Regions from separate parts of the Homo sapiens genome. Here region 2 is linked to region 1. A link is a loop called in an ENCODE intact Hi-C map of the cell type or tissue named here. Cell type or tissue: tibial artery. All regions are shown on one strand. Each heading gives the region's core, and the rest is flanking DNA. Links, peaks and the distances in the headings are about the cores only.

Region 1 (7,900 bases), core at 1,841-4,340:
TTCCCTGGGTGCCAATGAGTGGGTCCTGGCAATGGCTGGCTGTTGTGGCCTGGCTCCCCACTGAGCTGGAGAGGTTGCCCTAGCTCACTTTCTGCCCAGCCCTGATCTGTGGATGACTGAGGACACATGCAGCCGCTCCTAGGGCTCTGGCCAGATGATTGCTTATTTAATTTAAATGTGGGTGCCCACAGCATCGGATTCTCTACTCCTAATTCCAGGAGGCATTTTTAACCCCATGCCCATGTCAGGCTGGCAGCTAAGGCTGCTGGAGCTGAAAGGAACTCTTTGAGCACTGGCTCCTGGGAGCCAATTCTCCACGAGTGGGGTTGAGGACAGAGGAGTGTGTGGCAAGCATACCAGGCTTGGTGATCGCAGGCCACCTCCTCATTTGAGAGTCTTTCTGCAGGACAGGACTCTGGCCCAGCCTACTCAGGCTCCAGGGCCCTGAGGTGAGGCTGGGATGGGGCCAGTCAGGAAAGAAGGTTATGGATTTTGTACAAACTGGGTCTGGGGCCTCCCAGCTTGGTGAGTTGAGAAGAGTTAAGACTGAAAGACCCCCTGTCCTGTCCCCCTCACCTCTCTGAGCCCACACAGTCCAATCACCTGCCTCCCCTCACTCAGTGGGCCGTCTAGTCTCTGGGACTGAAATCCCAGCAGCAGGACTGGAGAGATCCCGGAGGCCGTATTAACCTTGTTGCCTCTTCTCTCAGTTGGTTGTGGGGCAGGGGAGGTCCTGGGAGTCATGGTCTTCTCTGTGCCCCATGCGAGTTTTGAGTCAGTAGCTTCCACTCCATCGGCGTCAGGGAGAACAGAGGTGCGTGCTGTGCCTCTTCAGTTCCCCTTGCACATCAAAGGACAGATGAGGGGCAGTGAGCAAATTCAAGGGCACTTGCTTTTCTCTGCCTCAGTAAACACAACTTTCTGGAGCTTCCAGATCGAGTTCATTTGTGACTCCTCCTCTATTTAGAAAGGTGAACTCATCCCAGGATGGAGGAATGTCCTCCACCCTCTCTGCAGGTTTTCAGCAGAGGAAAAGGAAGAACAGGCAGCAAAGCCTGGGGTGGGAGAACTCAGGGGTTTGGTCTGCCCTAACTGGGGAGTGGTGGTCGCACTAGGCAGATGGGAGGAGCTGCCTGATCTCCGCTTCGTTTGGCTTCTCCGTGAGTGCATGTCTGCTAGAAGCAGCTCCTGTCTAGTGCCACTTATGGGTGCCTGTCTACAACCATGGGTCTCACTGGGATGAAGTGGACAGTGTAGATGCTGAGGGATCCCTGTGTCTGTCATGCTATTTCTGGGTCCCCAAATGTCTTGGCTAATGTTGTGCATGTTTAATTCTCTGTTGGCTGTGGCTGCTGCCTAGGAGCTGATAACTAATCCTTCTCAGCAGGTGAGTTACTCTCGGGGCTCTGACCACTCCAACTTTTAACTGCTGTCCCGGGCTGCTGCTCTGTACTGGGCCTGACAGAGAGGACTTGTCCATTCCACTTTCTACCTTATTCCCCATTCATACAGGGTGGTATGGGAGAGGGCCCCCAAAGAGAAAGAAGAAATGTAGCAGAGGGAGGTAATCAAATAGACCCCTGGCAGCAGTGGAGGTCAATGTCTCCTGGAATGAGGAGAAGGCTTCTAGGTCTACTGTCTTACCCACCAGGCCAAAGGAGAGCCTTTCCTGTAAGGACACACAGGGTAGGCACGACACAATTCACAAAGATAACCATGCAAGGCGGCCCCTGAAGTTGTGCAAGAGGGACCTCCCAGAGGAAGAACAGCACACTAGACAGCCTCCTGTCTACCTCGCCAGGGGCCCAAGAGAAGGAGTGGGGCGGGATCAATGATTTCTCCAGAATCTGCCTGCTGGGACTCAGAGGAGAGAGTTCTGCTTCAGTTTCCATACCTCTGAACTTGTGGATGCTCTCTACCCTGGGCATCTTGGGCTGTGCCTGAAGTCCCTAGGAGTCAGCAACTGTTCCCTAGGGGGGTTTGCAACCAGGTTCTCAGCATAAGCCTGAGGAGGGCCTCTGGGTTGGGCAGTGGGAATGGGAGTTGATTCTGTTGGAGTCATGGGAGGTTATGTCACATTGCCCAAAGCCACAGAGATCAGTCATACCCTGACCCACTGGCACAGCCCCTTCCCTCATTGCCCAGAGTGGATAATTTCTAAAAAAAATCTCTAAAAAAATAAAAAAAATAGGAAGGGGGGCTTCTCGGTGTCCTTCCCCAACCCATTGGAGCCTATGGAAAAGTCCCAGATACCGTCTCTTAAAGTTAGCTATTATCCACCCTCCTCTCTCTCCTGTCTTTTTCTTCCCCCTTCCCCTCACACCAGGAGCATTCCTGGATTGGTAGGAGGTGGCTCTTGCGGGGCGGGTAAGAGGAGGATTAGGGAACCCACACCTCAACTGTCCACTTGACTTGTTGGTTGCAGAAAGAGCTGGGCTCCACTGAAGACATCTACCTGGCTTCCCGCAAGGTCAAAGAGCTGTCGGTCATTGATGGCCGGAGGGCCCAAAACTGCATCATCCTTCTTTCCAAGTATGTGCAAAAGAAGGTGGTTGAGTTGGATGCCTGGGGGACAAAGGGGGTGGAGGAACGGAGTGGTGGCAGTCTCGGGCCTCTCCCTCTCTGCTGTCCCCTGGGAGGGGCAGGCATTGATCTGGAACTGTCTCTCGGGAACCTGCCTTGAGCAGCAGTTTGGGGCTCTGCAGGCAGGAAACTGCCCAGTCACGAGGCCCTTGCCCAGCCTGGTCAGCGTCTGGCAGCTGAGTTGCTCTAAGCCCACGGAGGGCCTCGCTTGGCTCAGGCCATGGAGCAGCATGATCTCAGCCCCTAAGCATTTCCCGCGGCTGCAGAACAAACAGGGCAGTATCTGCGCTAACAGCACAGCTTCTGTACGGGGGGGCCTCCTGCCTGAGCAGGGTCAGAGGGCACCACCTCCCATACTATTCTTAGTGCTGCCCCAGCCGCCTCTGAGACATCCTCCTCCCTTTCTTCTCACAAGCCCCCAGGCCTCAGTTTCCCCCACTTGATGGTGGAAAGAGTTCTGAATCCCCAGGGTTCCTAATGGGGGTGCATGTGGAGGGGATAGGGAAGGGCTATGGGGGTGTGTGGCTTCTCCCTCTCCCAGACAGCAAGACTGATTGGGACAGCTGTGTGGGAGCTGAGGCGCTGTCAGAAGACTGAGAGCGATTCTGTGTTCTGAGAATGAAGGCAGCAGGAAATTGCCCTCTTAGTGGCTTGCCGATAATCCTGTCCTCCCGTGGAGATGCTGTGCATTTTTTAAGCATGAGGAGGAGGAGAAGGATCAGGAACCCTTTGCCCTGTCCCTTTGGTCTACATTGAAGACATCTCTTTTACTCCCAAATGCCCCTATCAGCTCTGATGGATTATCAAGAGAACAGAGACCCTCACGTCTCTATTTTGACACTAAAATGCTCATTATCAAGTTTGTGGACTGAATCATACTAGTCTAATCTAAGAAGGCTTTGTAGAGGAGGTGAGGGGGGAATACTATTAAATATATTCCCAAGTCCTGTTAGGGAATGAGGGAAGGCGGAGGTGGTACCTTTTGGAGAAGAAGGTTTGAGGGCTGTCCTGGATTGAGGTGGGGTTTTGCCTTAGGTTGAAGCTTTCTAACGAGGAGATCCGGCAGGCCATCTTGAAGATGGATGAGCAGGAGGACCTTGCTAAGGACATGCTGGAGCAGGTGAGGACCCTCGTGGGAAGGAAGGGGAACTGAACCCAGCGGGCAGCCACGCCCCTTCCCAACAGCCCCCAGGAGGCTGCGATTCTTGGGTCAAGGAGAAATCAGGCTGGAAGAGTTAGGGAGAAGGTTTATAGAAGCCTCCCTGGGCCAGCCTTTCTTGGGGAAAGCTGGAAAAGGCTAAGTGTTCTCCAGGAGTCATTCTCCCATCTGACTCCAAGGCAAAGTCAGATGAGGAAAAGTGACATCTTCCCCAAATCTCTTCCCTCTCAGTTTTTTGGATCCTTTGGGAAACCTAGAAAACACACAAAGAAACATCATCAATTGGACTTCATTACAGTTAAGAACTTCTGTTCATCAAGGGCATGGTTACTGAGTGAAAAGAAGACAAACCTTAGAAGAAGATATTTGCTATACATACATATAACAAAGATCATATTCAGAACAAAGAACTCTACAAATCAATGAGAAAATGATGAAATCAACTTAAAAATGAGCAGAAGACTTGAAGGGGTGCTTCATGAAAGAGGATTTCCAAATAGACAATAAGAATATGAAAAGGTGTTCAATATGATTAGTTATCAGAGAAATACAGTCAACCACAATAAGGGGGCACCACACACCCACTAGAGTAGCTAAAATTAAAAAGACTGACAATGCCATGTGCTGACGAGGATGTGAAGCAATTGGAATTCTCATTTGGCACAATTATTTTGGAAAACTACTTGGAAGTACACTCTACAGCTAAACATATACCCGCCCTATTGCCTAGTAATCCCACTCTTAGGTATAACTCCAGGGAAATGAGTACAAATACTGACTAAAATAAATACACAAGAATAAAGTTGACCCTTAATAATGTGGGGGCTGGAGGCATTGACCCTCCATGCAGTCAAAAATCCACATATAACTTTTGACTTCCCAACAACTTAGCCGCTAATTGCCTACTGTTGACCAGAAGCCTTACTGATAAGATAAACAACCAATTAACACATATTTTTATGTTACATGTATTATATGCTGTATTTTTATAACACAGTAAGCTAAAGAAAAGAAAACGTTATTAAGAAAATTATTAGAAGGAAGTCCGGGCACAGTGGCTCATGCCTGTAATCCCAGCACTTTGGGAGGCTGAGGTGGACAAATTACTTGAGGTCAGGAGTTCAAGCCCAGCCTGGCCAGTATGGTGAGACCCCATCTTTACTAAAAATACAAAAATTAGCCAGGTGTGATGGTGCATGCCTGTAGTCCCAGCTACTTGGGAGGCTGAGGCAGGAGAATCACTTGAACCCAGGAGGCGGAGGTTGCAGTGAGGTGAGATGGTGCCATTGCACTCCAGCCTGGGCAACAGAGTGAGACTCCATCAAAAAAAAAGAAAAAAAATCATTAAAAGACACTGTTCATTGAGTGGAGGTGGATCATCATAAAGGTCTTCATCCTCATTGTCTTCACGCTGAGGAGGAGGAAGAGGAATGGTTGGTCTTGCTGTCTCAGGGATGGCAGAGGCAGAAGAAAATCCACATACAAGTGGTCCTGCACAGTTCAACCCTGTGTTACTCAGGGGCCAACTCTATTTATAGCAACTTTATTTATAAATTCCCCGAACTGTGAACAACCCAACTGTCCATCAATAGGAAAGTGAATAAGTAGACTGTGGTATATTCATACAGTAGAATCCTACTCAGCAATAAATAAACTACCATGACATGGATGAACCTTAGACATTATGCTGGGGAGAAGTCAGACATAAAAGAGAGCATACAGCATGAGTTCAAGGACAGGCAAATCTGGCTAAGGTCCTAGAATTCAGTTGAGAGCCTATATTCACTTGAATGGCTTACTGAAGTGATGAAAAATAACTTTCCTGGGGGATGGAAATGTTCTCTATCTTAATCTGAATGATGATTCAATGGATGGAGATTTGACAAAAATCACTGAACTGCACATTTAAAATGGGTGCATTTTATTTTATGTAGACTATACCTCAAGTTTGTTTAAAAGAAAAGAAAAATCACTGAGCTGTACATTGAAGAATAGTGTACTTTAGGCTAGACGTGGTGGCTCCCACCTATAATCTCAGCACTTTTGGAGGCTGAAGTGAGAGGACTGCTTGAGCTCGGGAGGTAAAGACCAGCCAGGGCTACGTAGTGAGGTCCAGTCTTACAAAATAAAAAAATAAAAAAAATTAACCCAGTATGTGCTACATGCCTATATTCCCAGCTACTCAGGACCTGAGGTGGGAGTATTGCTTCAGCCCAGGAGGTCACGGCTGCAGTGAGCTATGATCATACCACTGCATTCTAGCCTGATTGACAGAGTGAGACCCTATTAAAAAAAAAAAAAAAGAAAGAAATACTGTATATCAGTTACATCTCAATTTTAAAAAAGAAAAAAGAATTTCAGAGCTGTGTGCCCTGTCATCCCCTTCAGGCAGATGAAAGAAATCTGTCCACATGAGGGTGCCTCCCTCTTTCAAGGCACCCTCCCCATCTTGACCCAAGTCAGTACAGCTTCTCACACCCTGTACCCCATGTCTGCTGCTCACCAGTTGCTTGTGTGACTTGCGCCTGCTCTTTGCAGCTCCTCAAGTTCATCCCAGAGAAGAGTGACATTGACCTCCTGGAGGAGCACAAGCATGAAATTGAGCGGATGGCCCGTGCTGACCGCTTCCTCTATGAAATGAGCAGGTTGGGCCATGGGCATGGTGGGGATTCAAGCAGGTGGGGTTCTGGCAGGTGGGGCAGGTGGGGCTCTGCCAAGAGGAAGGGGATGGAGGTGGGCAGGCTTGAGAGGAGACTGGAGCTGGCTCCGGGAGCTGGGGCTGGCCAGGATAGGGGTGGGATACCTCAAGATATGGTTCACCTTGTCTACAGGATTGACCACTACCAGCAGCGACTGCAAGCCCTCTTCTTCAAGAAGAAATTCCAGGAGCGGCTGGCTGAGGCAAAGCCCAAAGTGGAAGGTAGGGCTGAGGGTTGCAGGAGGCTTAGAGTGGAGAGTTATCTGAGAAAGGCAGGGTGGGTGGGAGCCAGTGAATAGGGGCAGAGGGAAACCCCTTTCTTATTCTCAACCCAAAAACAAAAACAAAAAGTCAAAGACAAAATCTAAAATGATGATTATTATAAAAATATGCACTTGCTTATATTAGCACATGCGCCAACCTTGTGACATGTTCCTTATGCCTCAGCATGCAAGCTCTCCAAGGTGGGGCGTCTGTTGACATCTGCCCCAGCATGGGATGGAAAGGTAGAAAAGATAATAATAGCCACACCTACAACAGTGCCTGGCTGGGACTGAGCTCATCAGTCTTTACTCTACTTAAGAGGTACTAGGCTCATAGAAGACTTCTGGGCACGTTAGTTTAAGTGTGAGCCATTCAGAAAGTAGGAAATTGCACAAGCTGATTTCTAAAGGCATCTGATTTTCTGAGTCAGGAACACTTCCAATACAGGCCATTTCCAGATGAGAAATTTGTAGTTCAATGAGAACCATGCGCCAAGCACTGTGTGAAGCACTCTGCTTGGTTGGTCCTCATTTGGTCATCACAGCAATCGCACGGGTGGGTGCTATTATTAATTTCCATGTGGCTCCATTCTCTCCTTTCTAAAGTAGGGCTGTGTTAATGTCCCGAGGCTGTGACACTGGTGAGTGGTGGAACCAGGGTAGGAATGCAGATGCTGATCTTCAAAATCAGTCCCTTCCCTCTTGTCCCCTAGTACTCCCCAGGGGCTGCCTGTGCTGATGGCACAGCAGGGAGGGGCGTGGAGTTGTTGGGAGAGGCAGGAGGTCAGGACGGTGGGCAGAGACATGTGGACCCAGGAGGCAATAAGCAGGAGAGGCTGGGAGGCTCATTTGTGGGGAGGACAGGGTCAGCAGAGTGGAGCAAGAAAGCCTGTTTCCAGGATGTTGAGGTTACCAGGCTGGGGGCAGAACAGAGCATGGGCACCCCCTGCTGGACACCAGGGCCAGTCAGTACTCCCTGAGATGCCCAGTCCAGAGAGCAACCCTTCCTGAAATCCATTGAGATGCTTCAGGGATAGTCTATGGATAGGGTGGAGCATGCAGAGCTAAGGCAGACATTTTCTGTAATCAGATCTTGTTCCCCCTCACACTACACACACACACAGCAAGGGACCTGCAGGTGGTAAGCATAGATAATCAATCAAGAGGGAAAGAGAGCAGCAGTGACTCTCTATTTCT
Region 2 (7,900 bases), core at 2,862-5,361, 81 kb before region 1:
AAGCTGTTCCAACTCAATAGTGCAGAGGCTTGACAGTGATATACAGGGATTCCTGAGACGTTCACAGCTCCCAGGCTCTTTCTAGCTGAGAGTTCACATGTTCTAGAAAGTCTGCTGGGGTAGGTAGTCCTCTAAGAAGCAGGCAGTGTGCCAGGCATTTTCGCTTACACTGTTTCACCAAATCCTCACAGCAATCCCATGAGATGGGGAGTGGGAGTATCACTCCCTTTTCACAGATGAGGAGACTGAGGCTCAGATGAGGAAACTTGAGAGACTTGCCTAAGATGTTAGAAGCAGAAACTGTCAGGGTCAGAATATAAAACAGGGATGCCCGAATCTGAAGCTCATGCATATTGGATCCCATGGTGACTCGCTTTAGCCTCAGTGCTAACACTGGAAGGAAACACAGACACAGACTTGGGTGCTGTCCCCCTAGAACCTGTGCAGGCTGTGGGGTGGGGGCTGTGAGGAGAAGTCCTGTAAAGAGGAACAGACATAAGCAACTCAGTGACCTTGGGAAGCCAAATTGTTTTCCTGCCCAGGGGCTGCTGGAGAGTCATGAATTTCCTGGAAGGCAAAGGCGACCATATAATTTACTTTCTAAACCAGGACTCTCAAGAGTGAAAGGGGCATTAACTGGATGGGACACTGGAGGGAATAGTCACAGACTGAGACTGTCCTGGGCAGCCTGGGACAATGCTCACCCTCTGGAAGTCTGTGTGGGCATTGCTGTCCTGGTCAGTGGGGCTGTGTGGGTTATTTTTAACTCTTTCAGAGCACTGTCTGTCTGGAGTTTGGCCTGATGTGGCATCCTCCCCAGCCTCCTCTGTTTATGGGAAGAGTCTGGCAGAGCCTGGCTTTTTTCTTCCCCTTTCCACACCATTTCCTGTTCAAATGGCGCTCTGACGAGGTGAGCTTCTTTTCTCAGATTCAGTTGCTGTTGAGACTCTTCTGTTAACAGATTTGATACTCCTAGAAGGTTAGGACTGTGCCTAAGTCACTGCAGTGTTTACAGTGTCTGGTGGCAGACACAGAGTTAGCGCTCAGGGGATACTTGTTGACTGTATGTATCAATTATCCCTGTGTGTATTCATTTACTCAGTCACTAGCTCACTCATTCATTCATAGTCCATAAACAAGAACTTGGTTTAGATTCTTTCCTTTTTTTCTGAGCTGACGCCTATTGCACTGGTCCAGAAAGAGAGATCAGTTCTGTGTGTGTGTGTGTGTGTGTGTGTGTGTGTATGCATGCATGCGCACATACACATACAAAGGACAAAGAATAAAAGGGATCAACTTAATTAGTAACAAAAGATGTGGTATCATGGGACTTGGTGTCAGGACTTAGGTTTGAATTCCAGCCTTCCTCTAATTAGCTGCACCGCCATAGATGAGCTTCTGAGCATTTCTAGTCATGTGTGAAATGGAAATGACAGTAATACTGGTGGTACCAGATTGAAGTGAGCCGGAAGGTGTAAAGTATATGAAAAGTGCTTGGCACACTGCAAAGTGCTGTGTAAGTCTTATTTGTTAATGCTTGTGGTCACTCAACAAACATCTGGGAAGCTGCCTGGTATGAGACACTGTGTGCTGAGTCAGGTGTTGTGGAGTGAATTCTGGTGAGCAAAATTCCCGCCCACCTCCAGAGCTCCAGTCTGTTAAAGTGAGGTTGACTGCATATGAGCCAAACCCCTGTGACTGGGAATTTTTATTAATAAGAAAGGAATCAGCAAATTCCTCCAAGGCCCTAAGGATTTGATGTGGGTTTCCAAGATAAGGATGCAAAGGATAATTAATTTCTTATTAAGCCCACAGCTGCATTTTCACCAGAACAACAGCAAGAAGCATCTAAGGGCTTGTGTGCTTCCAGGAGAAGTTTTGGTATAGCACAGTGATTTCTAGTGCAGATTCCGGGAGTCAAACTAGTGGGACCTAAATTCAAATTTCACCACTTGCTAGGAGTGTAGTCTTGGAAACTGAGCCTCAGTTTCCTCATCTGTAAAATGGTGATGGTAATGATACCTACTCCCAAATGAGGATAAAATTAATATATGTAAAATACTTAGAACAGTGCCTGGAACATAGTATGTACTCCATAAATATTTATTATTATTTGCCACATAGTTTTCTTTCCATTGGAATGCTAGGTATTATACTACATGGTGTTACTGCAACACATGGATGAGGAAATATTCTGAGTTGGGGGAAGTCAGGGAAGGTTTCATGGGAAAGAAGTATCCTAAGGTTATTTTTTTTTTTTTTTGAGACAGAGTCTCGCTCTGTTGCCCAGGCTGGAGTGCAGTGACACGATCTCGGGTCACTGCAACCTCTGCCTCCTGGGTTCAAGTGATTTCCCTGCCTCAGCCTCTGGAGTAGCTGGGACTACAGGCACCCACCACCACACCCGGCTAATTTTTTGTATTTTAGTAGAGACGGGGTTTCACCATGTTGGCAGGATGGTCTCCATCTCCTGACCTCATGATCCACCCGCCTTGGCCTCCCAAAGTGCTGGGATTATAGGAGTGAGCCACCGTGCCCGGCCCCTAAGGTATTTTTAAGGTATCTTTTATAACCTGAACAAGACTGGCTTATTTCTACCATTACGCTGTTCTTAAAGCTCAGAGAAAATTCAGTGTGGAAGAATTTCCTTCCCTTAAGAAACATAAATCAAATGCCTCCTGAAATTTTGAAGTTGAATAACATGTGGTCCTTACTCTCAAGCATTTCCAAACTAGTTGATCTATTTTGCCACCATCCTTGAGCCAGAGACAGGGGACATATAGATGAGTCCTCAAGGTACTCAGCAATGTCATGGGGGAAGGATCTAGAAGTGAAGATTATTGCTATAAGAGGGAGATGCTCAAAGTGGATGGAAATTAAACAAGTCCGTCTTGCTCAGAATGTAAAAGATATTTGAAAAATATCTTAGGATGCCTCTTTCTCATTTAAGAGTATTTGGGAGTAGAAGGACATTGTGGAGTCTCCTTCCAGGTATGTTATTAGAGGAGCCATTTCATCTGTTGATATGGTCAATACGTGGTGCTTCTTGCAGTAGGAAGATGGACAAATGGTTCCTTTGATTCCTCCAGCCTATCTGCTATACCCATATAGCTATGTGCCTTGAAGGTGAAGGGTATGATGAAATCATTCAGAGCTGCTCCTAGACAATGACAACAAGGTCTAAAAAGTGCATTCCCCACATTGCCCAGGAATGGCTGGAATTTCTGCTTCATGTGATTTATCTCTAATATTATGGCTTATTTAAAAAAAAATCCCTGTCTCATAGCCAGGATGCAAAAGGGAGTCTTCCCTCTGCCTCCATCCTCAACCCTTCTTTCCTCTGCAAGTTTTCCAGTGAGGAATTAAAATAAAAAATCCTTTAGTGTCTTAAAGCATGTAAATGTAATGCTAACATTAAAATGATGCCATAGAATCATAAACATATGAAAAGATGCTTAACCTGACTTGGAATCAGGGAAATACATAAATTAAAATCACAAGGAGACTCTGTTTTATACTCATCAGATTGGCAAAAAAAAAAAAAAAGAAAAGAAAAAATCATGCTCATCATACTGGATGTGGAGCCAAAAATAACTCCTCTTCACTAAGGGTGGAATTAAACTGATAGGAACACTTCAAAGGGCAATTTGACACTATCTGGTAAAACTGAAGATGCATTTACTGTAAGACCCAGCAATTTCACTCCTAGGTAAGTCCAGACAAAGTCTAATACATATGGAAAGAAGATATGTTCAGGAATATTCACTACAGCATGGTTTTTTAGAGCTAAAAAGCAACCCATATATCCATTATCAACCAGAAGACTGGTTAAATAATTTGATACATACATACTTACGGTGGAATACTATAGAACACAGCAAAAAAAAAAAAAAGGGTGCTAGACATTGTTAAAGACAGATACTAGTGACATATAATCTCAGAAACGATATGAAGTGGAAACAATATTAAGCAAGTTGCAGAAGGATGCCATTGCTAGTAAGTTAAAATCATGTAAAACAATACTCTCTTTTATTTACAAACATTTATATGTATAATTAAAGCATAAAATTATGTTTGTGAACAACCATAAAATTCAGAGAAGCGGCTCCTTCTAGGAAAGGCAGTAAGGCAGACCAGGGGAGAAGCACATAGGGGCTTCATTTATATCTGTAATATTTTATTTCTTAGACTGAAGGGTGGGTATACAAATGTTTATTTTATTTTTGAGACAGAGTCTCACTCTGTCACCCAGACAGGAGTGCAATGGCGTGACCTCTTTTCACTGCAACCTCCGCCTCCTGGGTTCAAGTGATTCTCCCACCTCAGCCTCCTGAGTAGCTGGGATTACAGGCGAGCACAACTATGCTTGGGTGATTTTTGTATTTTTGCTAGAGATGGGGTTTTGCCATGTTGGCCAGGCTGGTCTCGAACTTCTGACCTCAAGTGACCCGCCCACCTCGGCCTCCCAAAGTGCTGGGATTATAGGCTTGAGCCACTGCACCAGGCCTAGTTTATTATTATTTATATTTTTTAGATATCTAAAATATTTTTTGGTTTAAGCAAAGCTAATTTTAAAAACTAGGCACAGACTCCTAGTTCATCTCCCTTGACCATTGGTGAGTAGTTATGCTGAAGAGTGAACAGGAAGCTGTCTCCTATTGGCTGTAGGTCCATCTGGAAAATTTCAGGTAGATGTGACATCTCCAAATAGGCTCTTCTCCAAACATCTATATCTCATGTGCACATGGTAATCACTGTTTTTGACCTTTTTTTTTTTTTTTTCTAATTTGCGGATTTGTTGGGATCATATTTTGATATACTGGTGGAGATGCCAAATAGGGTCGTAGTAGTATAGGTTGGTCCAAAAATTATGGCAAAAACCATGATTACTTTTGCACCAACCTAATAGAAACCAAACAGCAACTCTGTGGCTCATTCCCACACAGCAAATTCTGGAGCCTTCTTTCTCCCATCCCTTCCTTGAGAGCTACTGGGATTTCTTGCAAGTGCTAGAAAGTGACCACAGGCTGTCCTTTTGATAAGGACATGGGACCAGATAATGTCAAGTGCTTCTCATTGCTACAGGGTGAAAGAATTTTCCTCTCTCCACCATCACTGCCTTGTCGCCATGAAGTCCTCCTTCCCTTCTGATTTTCATTCATATACAGCCATTGCTCTGTTCCTTTTGCGAACACCCCAGCCTGAGGTGGGAAAGTACCCACCACTGGGAATTGCTTCACTTTCTTTTACTTGACAATGAAGCCATGCTGACTTCTTCTCTGGTGTCTTATTGAAGTGCAGTCGATTCAGCTCTTTCATGTCCCTTACTTTTTATGATAGCTTCCTTCCCTTGAAATCTGGTCTGAGCCCAATCCAAGTGACATACACTGTGTTGGCCCTGAGGGCCCTTGTCCTTGTTATATGGCCTTTGTCCTTGACCCAGTCCGTGAACCTTAACTCTCAGTTCAGCAGCAGTGAACCCCTTATCGGGTTGGCGTGGTGCTTGCACTGGGGACTAAAGTTGGGGGTGGCTTTCCTCTCTGCATCCTGCTTATTTATACATCGTGTAATTCACCTTAATTAAAAGACAAAAATCATGAAATTGGGACTTGTTTGAGCAAATCATGGGAGCGTGGTTTCTCTAAGAATGTGTATTGTTGTCTCTGTCAGTCAGGCTCCAGGCAGGAAGCAGTTGGCACTCCCAAAAGGGTTTGATGGATAAGAGTTTAATGAGAAGGCTATTTACAGAGGAGGGAGTAGAGAGATGGTGACGCACTCAGGAAGGAGCAGCACCAGGAAGCCGTTAGTGCTTCTCCACCTGAAGATGTGAGAGCAAGGAGTGGTGTCGTCAGAGCTCTGCCTGCTGGAGCTGTGCAGGAGGGACCACTTGGCAGGAGCTGTGGATCCAGAGGGACACAGCCTCTGCCAGACTCATGGCTTAGCAGAAACGTAATGGGGGAGTGGGCACTCTGAAATTTCAGGGACTTGGCACCTCCCTGAGTTTCTTAATTTACCTAGTTCATTGCTCTTCCGTGACCAACCTCACAGGCCTCAGTTCTTTGGCTCTCATTCATGTCTCATTAAAGTCACGTACCAGGGCTGCTTATAGACCTGGCTATCTGCTCGGTTTCTTCTAGCTGGGGAATGGTGAAATGTTCAGGAGGAAAGAAATCTGAAGAGGTCATCTATTGTAGCATTTCCCAAACTGCCTTTGATGGAACACTAAGTTCTCACAATGGTTGTCCTAGGGAAAAAGAAAGTTCTGTGGTTAAAGAAATTTAAGTAGCCCTTTTCCATCTCCCCTACTTTTCCCCCTAGAGAGCCACAATGCTCAGAGAAGCACTGCAGTAAAAAAACAAAAACAAAAAACACCCTAGTTTTACGATGTCTAAACTAGCGCTTCTCAATTTATCTAAAGGGACTTTTTCCATGGTATACCCCACAGAACGAGTGTTTTGAGGTTTGTATCAGAATTTATATTCAGCTATAGCCACATGGAACAGAAACCTGGCTAGAGTTGTTCTGTCAACTGGGGTTCTTTATTTTTCTTACACAACCAGTTCAGCAGACACACTCCAGAGTTGGTAGGGTGGTTCCACAGTGCCATCAGGGACCCAGGCTCCCTCTCTCTCTCTCTTCTTCAGCCTTCTTTAGAATGGAACCTTTGTCTTTGTGCTCATTGCTTCATGGTTACAATGTGGCTGCATCACCTCCATCTTCAATCTGCATTCCAGGCAGGAAGAAAGAAAATGACAATGCATAAAAAGTGCATGCCAGCTACTTCCAGTCTCTTTAATAAGCTTCTCGGAAAGTCCTGGCCATACACATCAAAATTCTGTTGAATAGAGGTCCCAAACTGCAGTGGAGTCCGGGGGGAAGCTGAACATTTTTTAATTGGGCATGTTGCTGCTGCAAACAAAAGCAGGGACCCATTCATAGGAAGAAAGAAGAAGAGATCAGACATTAGGTGAACAATGAGCATCATGTGTCACATCGATCAAACCTTGTTTCTCTCTTCAGCAGGCTGATTCTAAAATCTTCACAGGTAAAATAAAAACAAACAAAAACCTATGTAATCAATAGAAAAAGCAAATTCTAAGCAACAAGCCACTTGGTATGGCAGAGTCTGCAGAAAATACTATTGGTGCTCTTCCCAGACCCCTGGTTGCTGTGGGTGCTCCAGCTAATGGTTCACACCTGTGTGGGCTGCCCTTGGGTTGTCCATCCCCTCTACCCAGAGGTACCTGGAAGTTACACCCACTTGCCCCACCCCAGCCCACCTCTCCCCTGCATCCTGTGACCAATGACTCACTAGGAAAGGGGAAGAGCCCCATTTTTTTGCCCCTTATGGGGACAAATGTGTCTCGGTCCAAGTCACCCTTCAGAGTTCCTCACAGCATGAGGCTGAAGTTAGACCTCACCCGAAACCACATTCTTTCCCAGATCCCTCCCCTGCCTTTTCCTATTTCCTTCATTCCCTTTCTGGTTCTTCCTGAGAGCTCAGTTTCACCAAATCACACATACACCCATCCTGTCCGAGGCTCTGCTTCTAGCGAACCCAATCTAAAATGTCCTGGGTAAAGCAGGCTATTCTTTATTACACCCTAAGGGAAGGGATCTAAAACCCTTCCCCTCAGCCCAGTTTGTGGCCACTGGTGGGCTTTGGCTTGGCCTGGGTGTTGTGGAGGCAGATCCTCATTCCACCCTGATGATGGCTGTGGGAATGCTCCTTGCCAAGTCCTCAGATATGTTTGAGGAGGCCTCCTGACAAGGCATTTAGCACAAGGGGTCCAGCATTGTCTCTTCTCAAGGCAGATATTCTTAGAAACTTTGATTTGCATTTGTAAGCCTGTAAACTGAAGGGAGTGTGTGTGTGTGTGTGTGTGTGTGTGTGTGTGTG

The links. A loop is a pair of places that touch in the nucleus more often than their neighbours do. Peaks named below come from ENCODE experiments on the same cell type or tissue, not always from the same donor. Only the 100,000 strongest peaks of a DNase experiment are listed, where the experiment ranks them.
Region 2: a loop joins it to region 1, with 4 times the contacts of the local background. A loop is called at or near these places in 29 of 110 quality-filtered maps.

What each region holds. Positions count from the first base shown.
Region 1 is chr6:39,885,061-39,892,960 of GRCh38, forward strand. It overlaps DAAM2 (dishevelled associated activator of morphogenesis 2), which reads left to right. Exons shown (of 25, transcript NM_001201427.2): 16 at 2,426-2,532; 17 at 3,619-3,703; 18 at 6,281-6,387; 19 at 6,574-6,662. DAAM2-AS1 (DAAM2 antisense RNA 1) reads right to left here. Exons shown (of 4, transcript NR_125831.1): 2 at 6,563-6,703; 3 at 6,246-6,319; 4 at 3,730-3,995. Among named protein-coding and RNA genes, the nearest start is that of DAAM2-AS1, 8.4 kb to the right of the region's middle. RefSeq lists an enhancer at 2,589-3,788. In tibial artery, for the core only: no CTCF peak of the experiment used is centred there; a DNase peak (open chromatin) is centred at 2,781; H3K4me3 peaks cover 312 bases; H3K27ac peaks cover 2,500 bases.
Region 2 is chr6:39,803,310-39,811,209 of GRCh38, forward strand. The region is part of intron 1 of DAAM2 (dishevelled associated activator of morphogenesis 2); the gene reads left to right. It overlaps LOC124901487 (a long non-coding RNA gene), which reads right to left. Exons shown (of 2, transcript XR_007059917.1): 2 at 6,521-6,723. Among named protein-coding and RNA genes, the nearest start is that of DAAM2, 15 kb to the left of the region's middle. In tibial artery, for the core only: no CTCF peak of the experiment used is centred there; no DNase peak of the experiment used is centred there; H3K27ac peaks cover 358 bases.